2 separate regions of the Mus musculus genome follow, and region 2 is linked to region 1. A link is a loop called in an ENCODE intact Hi-C map of the cell type or tissue named here. Cell type or tissue: left cerebral cortex. All regions are shown on one strand.

Evidence for each region. A loop is a pair of places that touch in the nucleus more often than their neighbours do. Peaks named below come from ENCODE experiments on the same cell type or tissue, not always from the same donor. Only the 100,000 strongest peaks of a DNase experiment are listed, where the experiment ranks them.
Region 2: a loop joins it to region 1, with 2.2 times the contacts of the local background. A loop is called at or near these places in 3 of 42 quality-filtered maps.

What each region holds. Positions count from the first base shown.
Region 1 is chr13:101,732,005-101,740,004 of GRCm38, reverse strand. All of the region lies in intron 2 of Pik3r1 (phosphoinositide-3-kinase regulatory subunit 1), which reads left to right. Among named protein-coding and RNA genes, the nearest start is that of Pik3r1, 32 kb to the left of the region's middle. In left cerebral cortex, a CTCF peak has its summit at 4,103 (motif pointing left); DNase peaks (open chromatin) are centred at 4,102 and 7,943.
Region 2 is chr13:102,235,752-102,243,751 of GRCm38, reverse strand. No RefSeq gene overlaps it. Among named protein-coding and RNA genes, the nearest start is that of Gm36703, 110 kb to the left of the region's middle. In left cerebral cortex, no CTCF peak of the experiment used is centred here; a DNase peak (open chromatin) is centred at 3,821.

The DNA.
Region 1 (8,000 bases):
CTGCTGCCTCCTCCTCTTCTTCCTCCTCTTCCTCTTCCTCCTCCTCTTTCTCCCCCTCCTTTTTTTTTTTTTTTTTTTTTTTTTTTGTAAACTAAACAAAATGTCAGTCTCTGATGAGACTTGCTTCCTGCCAGAATTCCCACTGGTCTACTGTCACAGTTTCCACAAAGGGCCAAGATGAAGGAGGGAAACCCATTTTGAACCCTGTGCTCTTCTGTATTATGGGAAAGCTGCTTTCTGCCTCAGGATGGGGAGAACTGTTAAGTTCTAAACCTTAGTGATAGGCACGTAAGACCTACTGGATTCTAACTGCTGAAGGAGAATGTCGATTAAGGCAAGATTTGTTCTGCTGCTGCGATCAGACATATAAAACTTTGCAAAGTTTTGTTGTTCATTTCCTGTTTAAGAAAAAAAAAATCACCCTGTCCTATGAACTCCCAGAAGATGAGAAGATTTTCCTCAGAGAAAATTCAGTTCTGGGAAGAGCCCTCCATAGAGGTCATAACCTACAAAATTCTTGAAGGGAAGTTTCAGTGAGAAGAGGGCAGGGACGGTTGGGAAGCTCTGAGTGCTGCAGTGGGTGACTGGTGTGTGAGCCCCTGCTTTCTTGAGCTGCAGCCTTCATGGGACGTGTAACACACATCTGCAGAAATTTTGGGGGAAATTAAAAAAAAGAAAAAGAAAAAGAAAGAACAACATGAAGTTGGGAGAAGTGTAGTGGAGGCGAGGAAAGAGTGGACTTTGATCAATGTATATGCAGGTATAACTATTAAATAAAATATTAAAAAATAGATTTCTGTTTCCAGCACAGGGCAGGAATAGCCTAGCTAAGTAGGAGTTTGCACCAGTAGTTGTATCTTTCCCAAATGACTGCTGGAGAAAATAAGTGTAAGCCATTGTCAACAGGTTGTGGAAGAGACTGGTTCAGCATGCTCGCTACCAAAAACTCGCCTTGCTGCGAGGCTGGCCCCAGCCCCAGCCTTCCACATAAAGCAGGTGCTGTTCGGATCAGAGGCTGATCATCCTTGGCACCCAGAGTGGACAGCCTGCCAATTGTTGCACAATCGAGTGGACCCAAGCGACAAAGGACTGCTTAATTGAAAGTGTATAAAATGGTTCCTTAGTTGAACCTTAGTGGGTCACACCCTTAATCCCAGCACTGGGGAGGCAGAGGCAAATGACTCTCTGAGTTTGAGGCCAGCCTGTTCTATAGAGTGAGTTCCAGGACAGCCAGGGTCACACAGAGAAAACTTGTCTCAACCTCCCTCTGCCGTCAAATAAAATGGTTTCTTAGGCTTCATGGACAATTGAGTAACCCCATAACCCCAGTTTCCTTTCTTTATGGTCACTACCTAATCCTCTGGGATCAAGCATAAAATATTCTGGTCTCTTACAGTGAAAAGATTAAACAGCTGAAGTTTAAATTAAATCATTAATTTGGAGTTTTCTGTGACTACATTCATTATATTCTCTGTTGGGATTACGTTCCTGTGGATTTGACAGATACATAAAAGTGACAATATGTGCTTATCAAGGGCAAATAAAAGTTCTGCACGCTGAAATCCTGAGTGGTGTTTTTAGTTTTCTGTTTATATTAAAACCTTTTAAAATTGAAATGATTTAACGAGGTTTTCTTTTTCTGGATACCTAGTAGAAGAAAAAATCAGAAGCATGAAGCAATTGAGTATATTTACGTGGAGACAGGCCTGAGTGATGGAAATTTTTTTTTTTTCTTTCAGTAGGATTTAGCAGAAAGCATGTGTCGAAAGTCTTACCTAAATGGGTCATAATTAAAGACGTTGGGGCTTATTTATTTTAATTAGAAATATTAAGCTACACTCAGTGGGCTTCATGGAAAAAATTTTTTTCTAATTGCATATTTTATTTTACGTCAAGTAATAAATTAAATTTTTGTGGGTACCAAAAAGACGTTTTAGCTTTAACCACAATCATAACTCATGCTAAATATATTAATGTTGTGTTGATTAGCTGGCTAACTGTTTCTGGAGAGTTAACTGGTGAGACCTATTGTTGTTGATGTTTTTCGTTTTCCAGTAATAGTGGCAGAGCAATCAGTGTCCTTTCTGGAGAAAGGTTCTCGTTTGAGTTGCTCTGATCAATACAGGTGACTAGAAGCAGAGGTAAAGAGCAGCGCTTACTTCTGCTGTGTTCTCTTTAAAACTCTGTCAGATGCTGTTGTTGCGTTGCCCCTCCCGTGGGTTTGACAGAGTTTCTGGGAAATCCACAGAGGCAACTCTCTCAGCCTCTTACGAAAAGGGGCAGAATGGAAGGGGGAACTCACTCACAGTTCCTGTCGGGATTAAACCGGGCATCCAAGTGGCGCGCCTCAGGTTGACTCTCAGACCTAGCTGCTGTCTCTGGGATGGAAGATCCCATCTCAACATCCTCCATGTATAGCACAGAACAATCCTTGTTACCCATCTCGTTTTCTCGCCAAAGAGAATCTGTAGAACAAAGCAATTTAGACTACTCAAGTACATTGGCCATTCCCAGTTGTCTTTGACAGTTCTTAATTAGAGTAAAAACGGACACAGTCAGCAGTAGGAACAGTTTTTCGGGACATTTGGGAATTTGTACAAATATACTTTAGAGGAAAAAAAAAAAAAAAGAAAGACAAACTGTTTGGCTTCTGCATCATTTATTATGTGTGCGCCCTTGAATCTGGTGTAAAGTGCCTGGGATGAAGATTGGTTTCTGCTATTGTACAGCCAAAGGGGTAGCCATTGCACTATGGTCTCAGTTACATGGTGAACTTGTAAATAAGTCAGGCATTAAAAACTTCCAGTGGCATCCTTGGCTGAGAGTCCGTCTTAGTCACTGTGAAGTATTTGCTGCATGACCTAAAGATGGTACCATAACATACATAGCCTTGGCTTTCTCATCTGTAAAATGGGATCGATGGCCAGGAATGAGCTGTGTGGGAGCTCTCTCAGACACACCTCCACTCCCAGAAGACCCCAGGACCTAAGGCTCATTGATGATAATTCTCAAAACAGAAAGGACACATTGAACACACACACACACACACACACACACACACACACACACTCAGTGTTTCTTAGACTTAAGTGATATGTTTGAACCTGACGAAAATGAAAGGAATTGAGATTGCCCGGCCACAGGAAATAGAGGCCAAGGGCCAAGTTAAACAGCTGAAACCACGCACAAAGCAGGAGATCATGGGAGATAGCAAACGCTTCGACGCTCTCTTTGTCGGTGTTTGAGGGAGAAATGACAGCAGAATTGTCATGTTTAGACCAGCTGCCTCTTCTACCTCACCTGAGAGTTCTCCTCCTCGTCCGTGGAAGGCAGACAGGACCAGCTGTGTTCTGTGGCAAAATGCGTTTTTCTCCACAGCTCGGTGCTTTCCCAGGCGCAGGCACCCTGGAACCTGGAATGGTTTCGTTTCTTAGCACAGAGTTTTCATTTAACATGGAACATTGTTGCTTGAATGATGCTCATTAGGAGTCTCTACTCATGTTTTCCTTTGCCTGCTTCAATAGTATCTAGTTCTGTTTTCTGTTTGTTTCTTGTTTTGTTTTCCAAGACTGTTCTTCTTTAGTCCTAGGAGACTAATACTTTACACACACACACACACACACACACCCAAGCTGACCTCTAAACTCATGATAATCCTCCTGCCTCAGCTTCTCTAGAGCTAGAATTATAAGTATAGGCAATCAGGCCCAACTGTTTGTGCCACTTAGGTATAAACCATTCCAGGGTCATGGATCTGTTAGGCAGAGTTTAGTTGACTCCATACTGTATCTTCAGAGGGCATAGTACTGGCAAAACCATACCCAGAGCTGCAGTTCACTTCTGCTTTGTCCATTTAGTGTGTCCATTTCCTCTTTGAGGAAAACCTTTGGTTTTTCAGAACTCCATTTTCCTTTACAAAGTCAGAGTTGCAATAGCAAAATAACTTAAAAATATTTTGTTTTCTTGCTCACTAATTCATTATGAAATAGCTCAATGCTTAAAAGGAAAAAAAGAAAAAATGTGCTGGGTCTTGGTGGGAGGGAGGACATGCCTGCCTGCCTGCTCTGAATCTGATTCTCCTGCCCAATAGAGGTTGCCATCTATTGGCCAAAGAGAGAAATAAAATGAAAAGTTCGGCCCACGCTCCAGGTGGTGCGATGGTCACGGAGAGGTTCTTTTGGTAAAGTTCTTGGCTAAAATATATGAAAATGCATGATTCTTTAGGAACCTTAAGCCCAGGATCATTGGCCGTAGCCGGTCTCTGTAAGTCATGATAGGTATTTAAGAAGTGGCTACATAGCTCTTTTAAATGCATATTTCTTGAGACCACCAGAATTCCATTTTAATGAAATATTAAATGGAGTTTTAATTAGACAAATTGATGGCTGATTTTGTAACTCTGTGGTTGGTTTGGGCTTTCTTTCATTCCAGCCTTTGGAATCTGGTATTTCCTGCCCAGCTGACATGAGACAGGCTCTGTAGAACGGGCAACTGGTGGCTCTTGGTGCTGGGATCTGGTTAATTTGACCATGTGCACTATTTAGAGGTTTAAGTAGTGGCATCTCTCCAGAGTTGTATAATGTCATAAGGTGCATTTGACAAAAAAAGGGAGGTGGTTCGTGGAAAATTCTCAAGCAACTGCAAACAGGGGAAAGAGTTCCTTTGGTCTTGGGTGGACACACACACATACTCACCCACTCCACACTCCACACACACACACACACACACACACACACACACACACACAAACACATAGGACAGCTTGAACTTAGAAAGCACCAGTATAACAATTTTTATTATTAATAACACATCATTTTAAATTGACTTCTCATCCCTAATATCTGAAAATAATCTTATAAATCCTGAAAGCTAAATTGTATATACATTAGTGCTTTACTTAATATGCCTCACCATGGTGTGTGTATGTGTGTGTGTGGTGTATGTGTGTGTGCGTGTGTGTGTGTGTGTGTGTGTGTGTGTGTGTGGTGTATGTGTGTGTGTATGTGTGTATGTATGTGTGTGTGTTGGGTAGTATCCTAACCAACTATGAATAAGGCTCACAGTCTAACCTTGTGGTTTTATTTCTTCCTTACCTGCCTGTTCATATTTGGAGTGTGAAGCTTTTTTAAATGCTGTGTACTACCCAAGTAATCATTTGATACCCTGGATTCAGGCATTTGACGTTCAGTTAATTAATTCCTGTGCCTTCCACTGTGAACTAAGAACGATGACAGCTAAAGAAGGAGGCGGTACAAGAGAAACCAGGAAACCCATATGTTATTTGCTTCCATTTTCACATAGTACACCTATATATGTGTGAAACAAATATATAAACTGTTACAAAGCAGCATATTGATGAATTGAAATGAGTGGAGCATGATACGAGCAAGAAGCCGGCAGGAGAACGGTTGGAGTGGGGCCTAGAGAAAGCAGAGTTTTTGAAGGAAGCGAGACATGTTTATGTGTTCTGATACAGGTCAGTATTAGGCTCACCCTGAATGGCTTAATGTCATGTGAGCAGTGGGGAGAAGAGAAAGGGCAGCATCATGGAAATGGTTGAGGCATGGGCATCTCCTGTGGGCAAGCCGAGATGTATTGTTGAGGTCAGGCTGTGTAACTTCCTTCTGAAAAGGCCCTGCCCATTTACCAGTCATGATACCTTTCTTTCACTTCTATTTTTGTCCCTTCCTTTAGGAAAAGGACTAGATGCTTACTCGTTAGTTAAAACTCAAAGTCATTTTCCTGTTCTGGTTGCTTTTGTTCCTCGAGTTTGAGAAGAATCGAATTAGGTCCGCGTGAAACATTTGGTCCCTCTGTCAAGTTTCCATTTTCCTATTACCTGATATGTCTTTCTTTTTAAAATGCTGTCCCCTCTCATCCACCAGATCTGTATCGTGGTGCCCCTCCTTGGTCTTTCCCTTTTGGATAAAGGCAGATATACTGAGCTTTAAAATTCTGCCTGGATAGATTATCTGCTCTGGCACAAAGTGGCCCTGTCATAAAACCCAGAATTGAAACATCCAGTATTGACGTCTTTAAATTCAGCCTTACTTTTAAATAATACTGGACTGGGTTGTTGGACATCATCATAACTAAACTGTTTCTCTAGACGATGTAGGTTAATCCAGCAAGCCCTTCTAGGAATTCTGTTGCAACTGGTACCCTGTACTACCGGACTCCATTATAAATGATTTAACCTCCTATAAAGCTGCATTTTAATAGGTGTTTATAGGCATCACTTACCAAGTATTTCAAGGGCTCTTTAAATGAAAACTGCCAGGGAGGGAAGGGTAACACTAGCGTTTTTTCTCACAGTTATAAACATTCCCACATAAAACAGGGTTGGTGGACTATGGGTGAGGGAACAAATACTTAAGGCTCCATCTCCTACCGCTGACTTTCACTCGTTCCCACGATAACTGGAGAGAATTCCTTGGGAACTCCTCTTCACAGACTTGTGTGTTATGTGTTCATTCTGTGCCAGGACCTGGTCCTGGCCTGGATGCCTTGATCAAAGCTCATAACTTAATGGAGGGAAACAGAATGCTGGCCGTTCGGCCAGACAAGTAGTGTCCTTTAGGATTGGAGCTAAGCTGGAGGCACCTGTGTTTGAGGTGCCATGCCCTCCTTAGTCTCCTACGTATTCCTGCCAGTGGCTGACTTTTCTTTCTGGGGGGTAGACAGCTGGTGTTTGAAGTGGTAAGGTATCCCGTGGGATCTACACCTCAGCCATAGGCTCCATGGGATATGGTAGTGGAGACCCATGCTTGCTGTCTTGCCTTTGCTGCCTGCCCTCTCCTTCCGCCTGCTTGTGTTTGGCGAGCTTTGTCAGTTGCATGCCTGTGATGAAGATGGCAGGGCAGAAGACTTGACTATTTCTGTTGGTAACATACCAGTGTGTAAATTGGGAAGTTCCCTAAGTGCGTTCGATTTCTATATTCATTTGCTAAAATTTATGTGACCCATAATGTCATTGGTATGCCCATTTGCAGTGATGTACTATCATTAAAAGTGACTTTGGTGAAGTGGCTTTGGTGTCCTTGTCTGGAACCGTAACCTTCAGCTATAGAACACGCCGAGGGGAAACACATGTTTTAGATCTTACAATGAGCTTGGGAAATAGTACCCACATGTAGGCTGGAGACTTCCTGTGGCGGGCGACAGGCAGCCTGTGAGGAGAGCCTGCTTTGGGACCAGGACTGTTCCTGTCATCGAGTCCCGTTCCTAAGAGCGGCGCCCAGAAGGGTGAATGAGCTGCCCTGAAATCTTTAAGATTCCTTATGAGATTTCAAAATTGCGTTCATGAACATCACTCACTTGGAAGAAAATGGCTTGGTGTCCTCCTAAGACTGTGCACACACTACATTAATCCTGTGCTTTGTTCATGACTCCCGAGGGAGAAGGAAGATCAGTATTTAAGGCTCCCCCTCAAAACCGTCTGCCTCTGCTGGGTCACGGCTCCTACTGTTGTAGGAGTTCTTTCCTTTGTGTTTGTTTGTATTTTAAGATTATAATTACACAGCTTTTCTCTTCCCCCTCTCCCCCTTCAAACTCTCCTGTGTACCCCCTTGTTCTCTTTCAAATTCATATCTTTTTTTCTTTAATTGCTGTTTTCTGTGTGTGTCTCTGTGTGTGTGTGTGCCTGTGTGTGTAATACCAGATACATAAATACAACCTGCTCAGACTGTATAATGTTACTTTTAGGGCTGATCATTTGGTATTTGGATAACCGATTCCTGTGCTTTTCCTTGGGGAAGCCTGTTTCGTGCGCACTCAGCATTCCTTGGCTGCCTGCAGTTTGGGTTTTTCCTTTATAATTGAGTCCTTGTGAGCTTTCCCCCTTCTATATGAGACGGTGTCTCCTAAATATGTCACAAGCTACAGCCGTGAAGTCTCATCAACATGGCTGCCTAAGCGTGATCCGAACAAGGATGACACCAATAGACATTGTTGGTTTTTGTTTTGACAGGAATTTGCTGTGTATGTAGCGTAGGCTGGCC
Region 2 (8,000 bases), 500 kb before region 1:
CCAACATTTTTCTGCATACAGGAAACCCACCTCATGGAAGAAGACAGACACTACCTCAGAGTAAAAGGCTGGAAAACAATTTTCCAAGCAAATGGTCCCAAGAAACAAGCTGGAGTAGCCATTCTAATATTGAATAAAATTGACTTTCAACCCAAAGATATCAAAAAAGACAAAGAGGGCACTTCATACTCATCAAAGGTAAAATCTTCCAAGATGAACTCTCAATTCTGAATATCTATGCTCCAAATGTAAGGACATCTACATTCATTAAGGAAACTTTAGTGAAGCTCAAAGCACACATTGCACCTCACACAATCATAGTGGGAGACTTCAACACCCCACTCTCCTCAATGTACAGATCCTGGAAACAGAAACTAAACAGAGACACAGTAAAACTAACAGAAGCTATGCAACAAATGGATTTAACAGATATCTACAAAACATTTTATCCTAAAACAAAAGTATATACCTTCTTTTCAGCACTTCACGAACTGAATATATAATTAATTGGTCACAAAACAGGCCTCAACAGATACAAAAATATTGACATTATCCTATGCATTCTACCAGATCACCACGGACTAAGGCTGATCTTCAATAATGACATAAATAATAGAAAGCCAACATTCACATGGAAATTGAACAACACTCTACTCAATGATTCCTTGGTCAAGGAAGAAATAAAAAAAGAAATTAAAAACTTTTTAGAGTTTAATGAAAATGAAGCCACAACAAACCCAAACTTATGGGACACAATGAAGGCAGTCCTAAGAGGAAAACTCATAGTCTTGAGTGCTTCCAAAAAGAAACTGGAGAGAGCATAAACTAGCAGCTTGACAGCACACCTAAAAGCTCTAGAACAAAAGGAAGCAAATTCATCCAAGAGGAGTAAATAGCAGAAAATAATCAAACTTAGGGAAGAAATCAACCAAGTGAAAACAAAAAGAACTATACAAAGAATCAACCAAACGAGGAGATGGTTCTTTGAGAAAATCAACAAGATAGATAAACCCTTTTCCAGACTAACTAGAGGGCACAGGGATAGCATCCTAATTAACAAAATCAGAAATGAAAAGGAAGACATAACAACAGAGCCTGAGGAAATCCAAAACATTATCAGATCCTACTACAAAAGACTATACTCAACAAAAAAGGAAAACTGGGATTAAATGGACAATTTCTAGACAGATACCAGGTAACAAAGCTAAATCTGGATCAGTTAATGATCTAAACACTCCCATTTCTCCTAACCAGATGAGTTTAGTGCAGAGTTCTATCAGATATTCAAAGAAGACCTAATTCCAATTCTCCTCAAACTATTTCACAAAATAGAAACAGAAGGTACTCTACCCAATTCATTCTATGAAGCCACAATTACTCTGATACCTAAACCACATAAAAACCCAACAAAGATAGAGAACGTCAGACCAATATTCCTTATGAATATCGGTGCAAAAATAGTAAATAAAATTCTCTCAAACTGAGTCCAAGAACAGATCAAAATGATCATCCATCATAATCAAGTAGGCTTCATCCCAGGGATGCAGTAATGGTTTAAGATACAGAAATCCATCAACATAATCCACTATATAAACAAACTCAAAGACAAAAACCACATGATCGTCTCATTAGATGCTGAGAAAGCATTTGGCAAAATCCAACACTCATTCATGATAAAAAGTCTTGGAAAACTCAGGAATTCAAGGCCCATATCTAAACATAATAAAAGCAATATACAGCAAAATATATACAAAGAACTCAAGAAGTTGGCCTCCAGAAAATCAAATAACCCTATTAAAAAATGGAGTACAGTGCTAAACAAAGAATTCTCAACTGAGGAATACCAAATGGCTGAGAAGCACCTGAAAAATATTCAACATCCTTAATCATCAGGGAAATGCAAAACAACCTGAGATTCCACCTCTCACCAGTCAGAATGGCTAAGATCAAAAATTCAGGTGACAGTAGATGCTGTTGAGGATGTGGTGAAAGAGGAAAACTTTTCCATTGCTGGTGGGATTGCAAGCTGGTACAGCCATTCTCGAAATCAGTCTGGCAGTTCCTCAGAAAATTGGACATAGTACTACAAGAAGATCCATCAATACCTCTCCTGAACATATTCCGAGAATATGTTCCAACTTGTAATAAGGACACGTGCTCCACTATGCTCATAGCAGCCTTATTTATAATAGTCAGAAGCTGGAAAGAACACAGATGCCCCTCAACAAAGGAATGGGTACAGAAAATGTGATACATTTACACAATGGAGTACTACTTAGTTATTAAAAACAATGAATTTATGAAATTCATAAGCAAATGAATGGAGCTAGAAAATATCATCCTGAGTGAGGTAACCCAATCACAAAAGAACTCACATGATATGCACTCACTGATAAGTGGATATTAGCCCAGAGTGTCAGAATACCCAAGATACAATTTGCAAAACACATGAAACTCAAGAAGAAGGAAGACCAAAGTGTGGATACTTCATTCCGCCTCTAGAACGGGGAAAAAATACCCATGAAAGGAGTTACAGAGACAAAGTTTGGAGCTGAGATGGAAGGAAAGACCATCCAGAGACTGCCCCACCTGGGGATCCATCCCATAAACAGCCACCAAACCCAGACATTATTGCATAGGCCAGCAAGATTTTGCTGACAGAACCCTGAAATAGCTGTCCCTTGTGAGGCTATGCCAGTGCCTGGCAAATACAGAAGAGGATGCTCATAGTCATCTATTGGATGGAACACAGGGCCCCCATTGGAGGAGCTAGAGAAAGTACCCAAGGAGCTGAAGGGGTCTGCAACCCTATAGGAGGAACAGCAATATGAACTAACCAGTTCCCCCCCCCCCCCCCGAGCTCATGTCTCTAGCTTCATATGTAGCAGAAGATGGCATAGTTGGCCATCTTTGGGAGGAGATGCCCTTGGTCTTGCAAAGATTATATGGCCCGGTACAGGGGAATGCCAGGGCCAGGATGTGGGAGTGGGTAGGTTGGGGAGCAAGGCAGAAGGAGGTTATAGGGCACTTTTGGGATAGCATTTGAAATGTAAATGAGAAAGTATCTAATAAAAATTGTTTTGGGGAAAAAAAGAAAATAACCATAAAGAAATAGATAAATTAGTGGTGGATACATCTCATGACATTTTGAATCTGAGTTGACTGCCTTTGAGGTTTCTAGGAATCTGAGGTGTGCTGACAAGTCACAGAAATATTTAGCCACTAAAGCCATCATCTAATCCTGCGGGGGGGGGGAATCTGTCATCTTAAAGATATATTTAAAAACAATATTTGCGTGTGTGCATGTATATACACATATTTACCATTTTTTACAAGAACATGTATTTATTTACTTTGTATTAGCTTAAATCTGTAAAGGACACAGCATCACAAGAGTTCTATGTCCAGTGGCCTTTGCAGAAATGTTGTTTTGGAATTTGCATGACTCATGGGGGAGTTTATTTTTTCCTGATTACTCTGATTCTCTTTTGTTTGTCTCTAGTAGACACTGCTGGGTTTTGCTTTAAACACATAAGCATATCTTTTGCAGAAGTAGAATTCTTTTGCAGAAGTAGAAATCAGTTTTATTTCTGGCATAAAGATTTTTTTTTTAGAAGATGCATGAGCTCTCTGTAGTTCTCAGGACCCTGCTTGTAGCCAGGAAAAATGGCTTTGCGCCACAGACTTCCAGAATTTTTTCCCTGTTACCAGCAGGCCTCCACAGGCACTGAAATGGACAGAAATAGCTAGCCACTTAGCATCTTTATTCCAGAAGAGAAAGATAAATAATTAAGGCTGTAAATCCACAGAGCTCTCCAGTATGGAGTTACATGGGAAAAGAGGGTCCAACCCCAGCAGATGCTTCCTGCAGTAAGCAACTCAGACAAGAGAGTACAGGACAGTTCTCTGTGGCCATGTGGATAACCAGACTGTGTTGTGAGTAAATAGAGAGAGGATGATCTGAGATTAAATCCCACTCCTCCTCCTTTAGGAACCAAGTGGTCTATTTAGGATATTCTACCTCAGAGGATTCCCATTTCTTCATCTTAGAGAAAAGAGGATAACAGTTTGAAGAAGAACTCCTACTATAAACTAAACTGTGAAACAATGCTGAATTAAAAAAAAATAACTGCAACTGTGTGCTTTTGTGTGTGTGTGCACTTACTCATTCGCAAGTTCATATGTATGTATGTTTCTGTGAATGTGAAAGTGTGTATACATGTGCTTGGAGGTCACAAGTTGATAGCAAGTCTTCCTCTATCACTCTTACCTTTTGAGAAAGGGACTTTAAGAGAACTGGATTAGTTAACAAGGATTTTCCTATCCTTGCCTCCCCAGTGCTAAGATTTCAGACAGGCACCACTATGTCTAGCTTTGTACGGGTACAAGAGATTTGTACTCAGGTTTTCATGTTTGTGTGTCAAGCATTTCAGCAACTGAGTTATCTTCCCAGCTCCAAATTATAACTGGTAAATAATAAAACAAAAGTAGTTTGAAACCTACATGTACAAAGGGCCTTTTCTATGCAAAAAGGCCCGTAGATCAGATGGGAGAACTGCTTCAGCATGCTGGACCACTGAGTCCCAGATTAGCATTTTAAATTATGTGTATAAGTATGTGTCTTGAAGTAGGTTTGTGTACAAGAGCACAGTGCCTTCATAGGCCAGAAGAGGGTTTCAAATTCCCTACAGCTGCAGTCCCAGACAGCTGTGAGCTACATGTGCGCTGGGAACCGAACTCTGGTATTCTGCAATGGCAGTACACATTTTTAATCCCTGAGGCATCTCTCCTGGGGCTGAAAGAGCAAATATTTTAAACCAAAGATTGTAATTCGATGTAATTTAAAGATAAACTAATGTGATACTTATATATAGGTAGCAGTAGAAAAATATTAAGTATTTGTTTCCATACACTTCTATGCTTGCGTAGCTGCAACAGTCTTTGTGTATACAGTAAAAACACTGCAGTTCATTCCCTAGCAATATTTCCAGTCTGACCCAGCACTTCAGGCCACGTTTGTTCATGCTACATGGATGTGTCACATGACCAAGCGACTTATCTCCTTGTCCTAACCAGGGCTGCAGTGAAGCCACTCAATAGTGTTGAGCACTGTCAGAGCATCCTGGATTTGTCACCCATGTGCTTTACAGTCACATTTTGCTGTCACACAGTTAAAGATGTAGGACTGTTGCCAGTTTTTGTGGTCCTCCCTGTATTCATTTATGGCCTATGAAGGCACTGTGTTCTTGTACACAAACCTACTTCAAGACACATACTTATACACATAATTAAAAATAGAACCTTTCATTTTTCTTCTGAGTTAAATTTTATTTTTTTGAAAAACACATTAAATATAGCGGGGGTTAGGATGAGCCCAAATTACCAATGACTTCTGAAATGGTTCTAAACAAACTTCTGTCATTTTATACATGAAGCAGCACTCTTAGCATTGACTGTTTAAAACACTCAAAATATCTATCAACTCCAAAAAAACATTTTGGAAGATGTTTTACATCCTGCAGTATCAAATATGTCGCAGGTAATCAATCACTTGTGCAAAATAAAAAAGCATCCCCATATCATTAGTAGAAATTTTCATTTTCATTTTTGGTAATACACCAAAACATTAATTTAAAATAAATTTCCTTACAACTTACTATAAGTAAATGCTTGATTTGTGAACTATTTTATAGACCTGTTGTTTTAGTTAGTATTGATTGTCAGGATGACAGGGCCTAGAACCATTCATGAGACAAACCTCTGGGTACACCTGCTGTGGTTATCCAGACTATATTAGCAAGGCTGAGAGATTAAACAATGCAGGAAGATGCACCCTATACATGGATGGTGTGATTTCAGTGGGATGGGGCCCTGGACTGGATATAAAAGACATAGCAACCCAAGTACAAGTATTCATCTCCTGCTTCTTGACTGCATATGCGCTGTGGCCAGATCATTCCAACTCCTGTGGCTGTGGATTCTAAGCTATGATAGACTGTTCCCTGGAACTACAAGCCAAGTAAACTGTTTCTCATTGAAGTTACTCAAGGTATTTTGTCCTAACAATGGGTAAAGTAGCTAAAGGACCTATGTACCTGTAATATCATACAATTTTTGGCAAAGCTGTGGGGGAGGTTTAGTAATGGGAAACATTTAAGAACCCCCAAGCCTGTGATCCTACTAGAGCGGCTCAGACTGAATACCACAAGAATAAAAGTCACATTCCACTGACTACTGATGCAAGTCACAAATGAAATACTGTATTTAATAAAATGTCTGCAGATCTGCAATAACCCAGCGAATCTTTTAAGTGTTATATAAGGGCTTGCAGATATGTGAATATGAATCAGCTATGGAGATAGCAATAAATTATTTAAGTCCCTTGTTTTTATTGCATCTGGGTCAGATGAATGGTCAATATATCTATAACTGGAACATGAAGGTATAACTCAGTGGTAGAGCCCTTGCCTGGCATAAATAAGGCTCTGGGTTTAATCTCCAAAACTGTAAAGTAAGGAGAAAATAGCAAAATAAATATATAATATGCCTAGAGATAGGAAGTGCCTACAAGACACACAGGTGCTCCATCACCACCAGCAGTGGGCAAAGGGACACCCTTGTCGATGGTGTTGTTCTTAGCAAAGCATATGGCTGTCCTTTGTTCAATCTAGCTTGATTCTTGGCTTGTTGATTAAAGCTCTTTCATGCCTAGGACAAATAAAAATCAAATCAAATCCAGGCAGGACAGTGTGGGAGGAGGAAGACAGACAGAGATCTGTGTTTTTTCATGGCATACAGTGTGACAACAGAAAGATGCCTACAGCCCTACTCTGCTCCAAGTTACGTGGGCAAGCCACAGGTTCTCACTTGCCACTATACAAGTTTGTGAGTCAGATGGGAAAGAAAGAGAAGTGGAGCAGCTTGAGCATTAGGAAGAGAGATGGGACTAGACAGTTGAGGGTGGAGAGACCAGGAGACAAGACCACAGCCAGTCAAAATGCAGAGTTGTAGATCCCAGTCCCAACGGATGCATCTACAGCATAACTCCTACATCTAAGCCTCAGGGAACCGTGAAGAAAAAGAGGGCAGAAATACTCTAAGAACTAGAGAATCAGGAAGATTGCTTTGAAACTGTGTCTTGGAGTAATTACAGAAGCCACACCCACAAAGTCTCACTAACATGTCTGACTAAACATGAGCTGAACAAACAAGGACAATAACAATAGGCATGCTACTGGGGCAGGGGGGAGGGGTAGCGGGTGGGACTCAACTCTACACAGAAATCTACAAGCAACTAAGAGATGCTGACAGTGGGAGAAATGGCCTTCCACAGGGACAAATGAGCACAGCAGTCAGTTATCTAATATGATATGGTCAGTACTGCATACAGACTGAGCATGTGTGTGTGTGTGTATGTTTGTGGATATATATATATATATATATATATATATATATATATATATATATATATATATATATGTATATCAACAACTAATGGAAAGAAAGCCCATGGTGGTTTCAAAGTGAACAAGGAGTGATATATGGGAGGGTTTGGAAAAAGCAAAGAGAAAATGGAAATGACTATTATATATTATTATAATGACTATTAAACTATTATATTATAATCTCAAAACAATAAAAGAAGCAATTTTTAAAAGGTCTGGTCTAGTCTGCCAGATAAATGACATTTGAGAATAGCTCTCTCCATGAACTAAAGCACATAGGTGTGATTAGTAGTTTTAATTGTCAGCTTGATAGTCTGAAGTCTCAGTGAAAAATTGTCTAGATTATGTTGGCCTATGGGTATAACTTTTGAGAAACTTTCTTAAGAAGAAAGACCGATCCTTAAAGTGGCTAATACCATTTCATGGGCAGGGCACGAGGCTGAAGACAGAGAGAGACAGTAGAAAGCAGTCATGTACAGTCTTTCTTTCTACCCTTGGCTGTGGCTAGAATGTGACCAGTTATGTCTCTCAGGCTATTCCTGCTTGATGGGCTGG